2 separate regions of the Homo sapiens genome follow, and region 2 is linked to region 1. The links are chromatin loops, found by intact Hi-C in ENCODE. Cell type or tissue: PC-3. All regions are shown on one strand.

What was found. Peaks named below come from ENCODE experiments on the same cell type or tissue, not always from the same donor. Only the 100,000 strongest peaks of a DNase experiment are listed, where the experiment ranks them.
Region 2: it touches region 1 in a loop (4-fold over the local background); 5 of 110 quality-filtered maps call a loop at or near these places.

What each region holds. Positions count from the first base shown.
Region 1 is chr7:28,851,392-28,856,391 of GRCh38, forward strand. No RefSeq gene overlaps it. Among named protein-coding and RNA genes, the nearest start is that of TRIL, 100 kb to the right of the region's middle. RefSeq lists a silencer at 2,723-2,922. In PC-3, a CTCF peak has its summit at 2,979 (motif pointing left); DNase peaks (open chromatin) are centred at 2,980 and 4,650; H3K4me3 peaks cover 2,067 bases; H3K27ac peaks cover 1,099 bases.
Region 2 is chr7:28,747,280-28,752,279 of GRCh38, forward strand. All of the region lies in intron 7 of CREB5 (cAMP responsive element binding protein 5), which reads left to right. Among named protein-coding and RNA genes, the nearest start is that of TRIL, 210 kb to the right of the region's middle. In PC-3, CTCF peaks have their summits at 2,183 and 2,383; a DNase peak (open chromatin) is centred at 2,122; H3K27ac peaks cover 858 bases.

The DNA of each region.
Region 1 (5,000 bases):
CACACACACACACGCACACACACTTCATGTGCATGAAGATATTCACAGCACTTAGCTCCCTCTAAAAATGGGCTGGAATTCTATAGTTGAAAAATCTAGATTCAGACCTCTGACTCCAGTACATGGGGCTTTTCCATGCAATAGGTGAAGTCAGACGTTTGTCATTTGAGACACAGAACCCTGACTTGTTACTTCATGACACAGCCGGTGGTTTAACTACTCCCATCTTGATTCCAGATTTAAACACATAGTTGAAAAGAAATGTAGCCCTTCCTGAATTGGAGAATCATAAATGGGAAAAGGGGAACCAAAGTTCCCTTTTAAACCTGCATCTTTGCTTTTGTTGTTAACTAATAAAGTCTGTAGTTGATAGCTAAGCACTGAATGAAAATTAATTGTTAAATTCTGAGAATTGAACCTTCTTGTATTTTAATTTTGTTCAAACGTATTTTTTTCTTTTTCTTTTTTTTGTAAAAAAAAGAAAAAGCACAAACTTTCTTCTGCCTGCAACATTTCAGTAGGGTAAAACATCCTTTCTTTGTATTTGAATTCACTTTTTTGATGCAAGAAGAAAGGGAAAGATCTTGATGCAGGAAAATGGCATTGGCTCACAGATGCTATCTGCCATGCTTTTGTGCAGCTTACTTTATAACATACATGGGGCAGGATTTCTAGACTCTACCTTTCCTCACCTAATAATTCACCCTTTCAGTCCCTGTGCACATATTTATCAAGGTTGGGAACTTTTTTTCCGATTATTTAAAAGTCGTCATTGCAGTTACTTCCTCTGAAACAGACCACCTCTTTCATTAGGAATATTTATGGGAAATAATATATTTGTACAGTTGAAAGTATCACCTGTTTTGCTAAGTCAGTTCTTGTCTGAACTCAAATATGCTGTTAGAGGGTTTACTCAACAACACTCACTAATGGAAAGCACTAATCAAAACTTTTCTACAGCAGTAAATTTTTATATTCTTTAACCACTGGATTCCAATTAAATGTATTCAATATAGCAAGCTTTGATTAAACAAATTTTTAAAAAGAGATTATGTATACAGCCCTGTGGAAAACAAGGCAGGTTAGGTATGCAGGCACTTGTATATTCTTAATAGAAGTCTTTACCTGAAGGTAAAACCCAATAAAGTGTACCCTATAATGTGCTAGAGACCCTATGTTGATTTACCTGTGTTACATCGTCAGCAGAAATCAACTTTACCAGGTACACACCATGCTTATATATTTAATGCATATAAAAATGCATATAAAAGATCCTTTTTTCTTTATATAAAGAATTACTGAATTTCATTAGGCCACATTTTTCTCTAAAAAAGTTCTTTGTTAACCATGGGATAACTGATTGCAAATAAAGGAAGTTACGGCACTGTGCCGATGTTTATAAAGGGAGGGAAAATCCTTAATGTGAGCCTACAATTTCGATGAAAAAGAAAAACCATCATAAATACAAGAGCTGGCCTTACTCTAACATACATTAGCAAGATCTTTCAAAGGATCTCCCTGCTTTCACTGACATATAAGTATTTTCCTAAATGACTCAAAAAAAAGACGTTAGGATACTTAATTGAAGTCTATAAGGAGAGGTCTGGGAATAGGAGGATGAAAATCATTTGGTTTTTGTTTTGAAAAAACAAAAAAAAAATCCATTTTTCCTCATCTGAGGATATTTAAACACAACATCTCTATACATTTTCCATAAAAATATCACAGACCTTTCATATGTCAGATTCCCCTCCCCCACTATAAGTTTCAGGATTAGTTGCAGCCTTAGAAAAATATTTAATTCTCTTTGCTCTGTGACTTGGCTTAATGAATCTAGGTTGAGTTTCTTTAGGAAATATAAGAAGCCTCTTGACAACTGAGAAGCCTCCCAGACACTCATTTCTGTCAGAGTTTTCCAAAACCACACGAATAAGCTGTGGCCAGGGAGGTGCCTACATCCGACAAGAAAAGAAGAACACGGGCTTCCTTCCCTGACCTCTGCTATGTTTGAGTGAGAAATGTGTTTATTGCTCAGTCTCACTGAGTGTTTAACTGTTCCAGTTGTGCAAATTATGAGCACTTTCAGTGAAAATTATGAGCGCAGAAGCCTTTCTTTATTATTTCCAACTGTCTGATCTGTTTTGTCCTTGTTCACCACCACCTTTGAGAATTGCAAAAAAAAAAAAAAAAACTATGCCAGTTATTTTTGTAATACTACCATTGCATTAAAACCTTTAACCATAAAGTCCTCTAGTGATTTTTCTTTCCCTCAAAATTTGTATTGCTTTTAAAAAGCATTGCATTAAGATTCTGAACGTTTAACGGAGAGAAGGGTGACATTAGTACACATCCTTTTTAAACTCCTGATTGAAACAAAACAAAAACTACGCAAAAGACCTGCTTCTTTGCCTTGGGCCCTGACTTTTTAGGGGGCAGGGTCTTCTGCGAGGGGCGGTTAAGTGGCAGGGAAGCGCAGATCCCGCTGCACGCCGCAGCAGCCCGGGTGTGGAGCGCGCAGAGGGGGCACCTCGGCTGAGTTTCGGGCACGCTGCGCACCCACGGGAGGATTTCAGGGAGGCGGTGGCCAAGTCGGGGAGCGCATGCCGGGGCCGTACTCCCTCCTGGGACAGCGAGCCTTCCGAAAGTCCGAGCCCCAAGAAAAGTTGACCCTGGGTCTGAGAGTAAGAGGGAGGAGCCGAGAGCATGGACTAGAGAGGCACGGAGCCTCCCGGGCCCTGAGGCTGCCGCCTCCCTCCGCAGCAGCCACCTCCTCCCGCCCTTTACAAAGACAAGCTCCTTGCTCCCAGGAGTCGGCCTGCCCATCCCTGAAATGTGCACGTGAAGGAGGTAGCCTTGGTAGCCAGGGAAGGTGCGGTGCCCGTGCCGGGGCCGCGGGGCGTGCGGGAGTCCTGGGCGTCGCCGCACCTGCCGGTCTCCTCTGGGAGTCCTGGGCCGAATCCTCAGTTCGGGCGCCCTCTGGCGCCGCCGTGGGGAAATCATCCGGCGCCAGGCGCCATGCCGCACAACACTGTGGAGCAGCCCTGCCGGCGGGGTGGGTGCCTCCTATCTAAGGCACTGGACCAGGGGCTCTGCCAGCAAACATGGTTCTTCCATCAGCGTGTCGGGGTTGCAGAACCTCAGGGCATGGTTTCCCTCGGCAAGGTGTTAGACGCCAATTATCTTCCCCCGACAGACTTCTGTGAGACTTCAAAGGGAAGAGAAAGGAGGATCCCAAGACTTCCAACTCCCTCTTCCTCCCTCCCTACACACGCGCGCACGCGTAAACACACCCACATGCACACAAACACACACACCCTATTCTTTACCTATCCACAGGATCTCTAACATTATTCTTAACCCCATGTGATGGCTTTTTTGATATGTCAACTTGACTAAGCTAAAGTTCCCATTGATTCACCAGACACTAATCTAGCTGTTACTGTGAAAGGGTTTGATGATGTCATTCAAGTCATTAATCAGTTCACTTTTAAGTAAGGGAGGTTATACTGGATAACTTGGGTGGGCCTGGCCTAATCAGTCGGAAGCCCTCAAAGCACAGCCAAGACTCCCCAGAGAGAGACAGAGACCGAGACAGAGAGGAGGTCACATCCATGAACAACAGCGCAGCCATGCCCAGAGCTCCATTCTGCTTTTTAGCTTCCCCTCCTGACTCCCTGTCCTGTGGACTTTGGATGTGCTTAGGCAGCTCCCACAACACCATAAGCCAATTTTTTTTTTTTTTTTTTTTTTTTTTTTTTTTTGAGATGGAGTCTTGCTCTGTCACCCAGGCTGGAGTGCAATGGCACGATCTTGGCTCACTGCAAGCTCCGCCTCCCAGGTTCACGCCATTCTCCTGCCTCAGCCTCCCGAGTAGCTGGGACTACAGGCGCCTGCCACCACGCCCGGCTATTTTTTTTGTATTTTTAGTAGAGACGGGGTTTCACCGTGTTAGCCAGGATGGTCTCGATCTCCTGACCTCATGATCCACCCCCCTCGGCCTCCCAAAGTGCTGGCATTACAGGCGTGAGCCACCGCGCCCGGCCAGCATAAGCCAATTCCTAGTAAGACATCTCTGAATGGATATATTGGTTCTGTGTCTGAGGTTGAACACTAGCTGGTACAACCCACACAATCCAAATCAGAAAAAGTATGAAGGAAATTCAGAGTGCCAGAAGATGCCACCTCATCCCTCCTATCTGTCAGTCAGTATTCTCTGAATGTCTAGCAGTGGCAGGCACAAGACACTGTACTCTGGAGATACCTCCAAGGACAGAGCACACTGGGTTTCTTCTTCGATTTGGGCTTCAGTGCCTGCTGCTAAGTTAGATGGGTGAATAAGAGAGGCAGTGGCTATAAAGGTTAGTGAAGCTCTCTCTCTCTCTCTCTCTCCCTCTGACACACACACACACCCCTCCATGTGACAACTTTGGAGTTTTTAAACCTAGACCAGAAACCAGCTTTAATTAATGGTTTGTTGTGGGTACTTGTGGCATGCTTGGAGCTACACAAAAATACAGTAGGAGGAGGACGCCTGTGAGGAGAAGCAGACAGCAGTCTTTGCCTTGCGGGCCCTCTATCTATCACCACTAAAGGTAAAATGCTGTTTATCCATTGCCAAACCTCCTGAGTCATCCACCCCCACAGTGCATTTTCTTTGCACTTACTGTTTCTATGCATGGCAAAGGGGTGACACACTGATAATGGATCAGAGCAGTAAAATGTTGGCAAAGACTCAACAGGCTGGGAAGAGGAAGCCTCCTCTCTAGATTGATCCAGGGCTACTGGTCCTAGACCAAATTGGAATGTCCAATAAAGACCGCATTCCTTCTCTAACATCTACCCCTTCCCTGAGCATCAAGGCCTGTTCCAGGATGGCAGTAACCCTGTGTAATTCAATCCAACAAATGTTTAATGAACACCTACCATGCTACAAGTCCACCCTCTACAATCTGGTGTCCTGAAATGGCTTTTGTAATTATCATTGGCCTGCAAATGGCTTG
Region 2 (5,000 bases), 100 kb before region 1:
TTCTTTGTAAGTCTGTATTTAAATCTTCTCAGCATCATCACTTCTGTAATAGTTGATAAATGTGTCAATCCCTCCTCATTAAGGGTGAAGCCAAAATGAGTCCCATAATGAGAAAGAAGCATTTAGAATAGCAAAGTGGCTGAGCAACAAGACAGTTATCTGTAGCACAGCAGAATTCGATCCAAAGGGAGTTACAGCAAATTCCCTTTAAGTGAGGAAGGAAGCTGTGTCACAGGGGTTTGCTGGCAGCTGTCTGGAACCTGCAGTGGTGAAGGGACTCACCTTTCTGCTCCGAAGCTGAGCAGAGAGTAGACACACTCATTCTTGAGCCCTAATTTGAAGCCAGACAGCAGGCAAAGAAGACCAGTCCCAGCGTGTTTTTTTTCCAGTCTCTCCCTCTGAGAAAGCTTCAGACACCAGGCTGGGTTGGCCAGCCTGACACAGTGCCTGTCCTGTAAGTGATGGCAAAGCGTATCCTGACCCTACTTTACCTAACACGAAGATCAAAGCCTCCCAGCATGTAATGGATGCTGAAAAACAGCCTTTGTTTACCAGTCTTGCCCTTTAACTTGTTAAGGGCGCCCCTCCCCTGAAGAAACACACTTTCTCAGCTGGATGCAGGAGAGGGAACAGAATTGTGGAAGATGTCCTTAACAGGCCCTTCTAGAATCACTGCTCACGGTGGTGTCTCCATTCCCATAGGAGGAAAGCCAGAACCACAGGCCAGGGTCAATGAACGTATTCCAGCTGGGCCTGTGGCCATGTGGCTGGCTGCAGATTTTGCTTTGTTACCTGATGGCTTTGGATAAGCAGGATAAAAAATAATGACTTAATAGACCATGAGTTTTAATAACATGTCTGCAGGTCACTGGGAACAGGGACAGCATAGAGCTCATGTGTAGTGTTTTGCTTTGTTTTCTTGACAAGCAAAATGAGTTGTCTTCATGGGTACTGTATGCAAATCTAAATCTCTACAAGCCAAATTTTGTGGTAAATTCTGTGATCTGTGGGTATGTCAGGATTTTATGAATGAGACAAGCACATATATGTGTAGGACTTCTTTGAAATCCCAGTTATCACTCTAGCTGTCACTATGAGGAAGAACAATGTGTGGGCAAGGAAAAGCTCTTTGCTCAAAGCCAGAGCCAGCAATCTTGAGGACAGAGACAGCATTCTAAGTGTGATCCTGCTAAAACTAGAGAGAATGTGTCCAAGCCAAGGACGACGAATTACTAGAGCTCAGTGGTATGAAAAAAGAAGAATCTCAGAGTTCTGGAGAAAATTCTTTAAATACCCAGGGCAGGCTTTGTGGAGGTACCTTCATCCTTGAGAAGAGAGACTTCAGTATCTGTGGAACAAGTGAAGCTAGAACTTGGCATCGGAGCATAGTGCTGAGCAAAGAAGCCTCTACTCAGATAGATTTGAGTTACCACGGCATGCCAGTGAGGAAAAGCAGCCTGCACAGGCCCCAGCGTGCAATGAGGATTTTAAGATGGTTTGTAGGTCTTGGCCCTCCAGACAGTGAGTTTGCAAGCCTCTGTGAGATTCTGCCTGGAAAGGAATAAATGCAAGAGGGGAGGAAAATCTGAATGAAGTTTTTATTCTGGAGGGCTCTCCCAGTGTCGTAGCTGCTTTTGTGCAGGGACAGGGACAAAGAAAGCAACCAAAGAGTGGGTGGCTGGGATTTATGTATTTGATTGTCTCACTTAACAATCAATGAGGCTTTAATATTCTTGAAAGTTCAGGCTCCTACTAAAACTGCCTTGAGCCAACTGCAACTTGGATTTGTAAGCAGAATCCAAGCCTGACCTCCTAAGGTGTATGCTCCAACCCCTTATTCTCTGAGTGTTTCAGCATCTGTGAAAGCAGAGGCCTCAACCCAGAGTGGTAATTTCAGCAACTTTTCCAAACAACATTCTGGGCGAGACAAGTCAGCTCCTTCCCATTTACTTATGAGTTAATTAGTATTTAAATACAAGTCTCCAGGCCAGTGATTTATTTTAATAATATCTTAGCCCCTTGGCAGGCCCATGACTTCATGACTGCAGCAGTGGGGAAAGGGCACACCGCCCTGATGGATGTCTCAGTGCTGCATGTGGCTGATTTACAAGGCAGTCCTCTGATCTGAGTCACTCTTACTTCCTCTGCTGCAAACCCATTGAGTGGCACCCAGCGGTTGGAGCGTCTACTTGCTTAAAGTGACAGTTAAAAGAAGAGAGTGGGTTGAATACAAATAACGTGGATGAAATTATTATTGAACAAGAAATCACTGGATACTTCAAATTGTGAAGCAGTTGTATATTGGCCAAATAGGATCAGTTTCCATATGTTCATTGTCTGTTGCATTTATTAAAACAAAAGGCTATAGATGCTGGTTTTAAATCAGTCATCTGCATTTTATAGGTCTCATTACAACAATGTCCATAATGATGGAGTCAGCTGATTTTTTTCAAGACAATCTTTAAGGTTATTTTGTGTTTATTAGGTTGCTAGGGGTACCTAATACATCAGTACGAATAGAAGAAGTGTTTAATGCAGTTGCCAGATTTTTATGCAAGATAAATAGTTTTACATGTCTCAGAAGTAGAATCCAATTGGCCAAGAAGTTGGCCAAGAGCTGAAATTTGACATCATTCTTGGCAACTGATAGTTTTTTTTTTTAACGTGCATTATATAAAAAGCTCACTATATCTTTTCTAGATATAATATTAGACTGCAAATATAACTTTTAACAATAAATCAATATATGTAAATGATAAAGTATGTTTCCTAACTGTTGGTCACAGCAATAGACAACATTTCAAATGGAAATATGCATTTTTTCTTTTTTCCTTTAGTATTTTTGAAATGAGAATATATGTGGCATATCTTTATGTTGTAGAGCTCAGTGATACAACAAATACCTATGAGCCCAGCCCCCAGCCCCCAGCCCCAGAACCAGAGCATCACCAGTCATTTCTAACTGTCAGTGTGTTCCTTCCACGTTCCATCCTGCCTCGCCCTTGGGGTCGTCACTGTCCTGAAGTTGGGGCTCATCATCCTTTGGCATTTAAAAGGAGTTTTATCACAAATGTATGCATATCTTAACAATAAACTGGTTAATCTTGCTTGTTTTTGAGCTTTATATGAAATGGCATATAGAATGGAGTTGTCTGGGCTTGCTTTTTCACTTAACATTATAAATTTCTGACAAGAAAATTTGTGGATCTCATTTTAAGGAAGAGAATGGCCCCATATACAAATCATTTTTAACCTCTACTATAGATATGTGATACACAAGAAATGTAAGAAATACATGTAGAAGCTTAATACGAAATATATCACTTTTTTTATTAGAGTCAGAGATGCTTGCTGTTTCCATACTTATTGTATTTTAATTGGTAAAAGATGATTAAAACATATGAATTAAGCCTCATTTTGATGTTTCTGCAATGTGGTAATTAAACCCAGAGAAGATATATTTTCTATGAAACTATTACACCTAATTAGCATGTAATAATTGTCAAATTAAATATATATTAAATACTCATTTTAAATGTGTAATTGAAGTGTCATGACATGAAATCTAATATTTTTGGAATGAATTTATCAGGTAATGTAATTTCAGGTTGCCATCAGCCTTCAGAACTGTACTAAACATAGGCCTAATTACCCCTATGGAACCTTTCAATTGTCTGTCTGGTTGAGCACAGATTCTGAAAAATTTTAAGGTTAGAAATGAAATGTTTGATAATCTCATCAAGAATTAAATGCCATATCGCTGGGTGAAAGGTTTCCGTTTAGATTCTCTAGGCTTCTTCCAAACAAATATCAAGGCAGTTTTTCCCTTTCCCCATTAACCAACAAACGAAGCCACTTGGTTGCTCACAAGCCTGGGAAGCGTCAGGAAGCAAAAGATGACTGCGCGTGAGCCAGGGGTGGGGGGTGGGGGGACACTGTGGAGAGGAAAGGCATTCCTTCTTCTCTACACATCTTTATTAACTCAGATGCCATCCCCAGCATTCAAAGAAGGCCACAGCTCTGCTGGAAGGGATTGCCACTGTTATCACTTTGTCAGAAAAGAGAAACTGACACATTTGGAATTGGCATGTTGGCCATGTGAAGATCCAGTGGATTTTGTCTATAATGTGTTCTCAGATTTCAGCAAAGACAGGTTAAATTCGCCATTTCAGACCCTAGTGGTTTTCCACTCAGTCGTTGAGTTGCTTGTGGTTTGCAAATATCTACGAGGATCCAGTGCCTTCCAGAGAGGGCTTGCCTCCCTAGTTATGTGGAATAGACACATGTTGTTTTTTCTTTTACTTACTAATGTTGTCATTGTTTTATTTTTTATCTTGAAACAATTTTAAACTAATGGAAAAGTCGCAAAAATGGTACAGAGTTCCGATACACACCAAGCTTCCTCTAATGTTAACATCTTATACAATCATAATACAATTACCAAAACCAGGAAATTAACATTGGTGCAATGTTATTAACTAAACTTCAGACTTTATTCATATTTCCCTATTTTTTTCACCAATGTCTTTTTTTCTGTTCCAGCACCCAGTGCCACATTGCATTTGTTTTTATGTCTCCTTAGACTTCCAATCCATGACGATTTCTCAGTCTTCCTTTGTCTTTTATGATCTTGATATTTCTTACGAGTACCGGTCAGTTCTTTTGTGGAATATCCCCCAGTTTGTGTTTGGGTGATGTTTTCTCATGATTAAATTGAAGTTATGCATATTTTGGAATACTTCAGAGGTGATGTTGTACCCTTTTTGGTCTGTCATGTCAAAGGGTATATGATGATAAATCTTATCCCTGGTGATATTAACCCTGATCACCTGTTTAAGGTGGGATGTTCCAGTGTTCTCCCCTCTCAAGTTCCTATCTTTCTCTTTGTAATTTTTTCTTTTTTTGGAACGGAGTTTCACTCTTGTTGCCCAGGCTGGAGAGCAGTGGCAAGACCTCAGCTCACTGCAACCTCTGCCTCTCGGGTTCAAGTGATTCTCCTG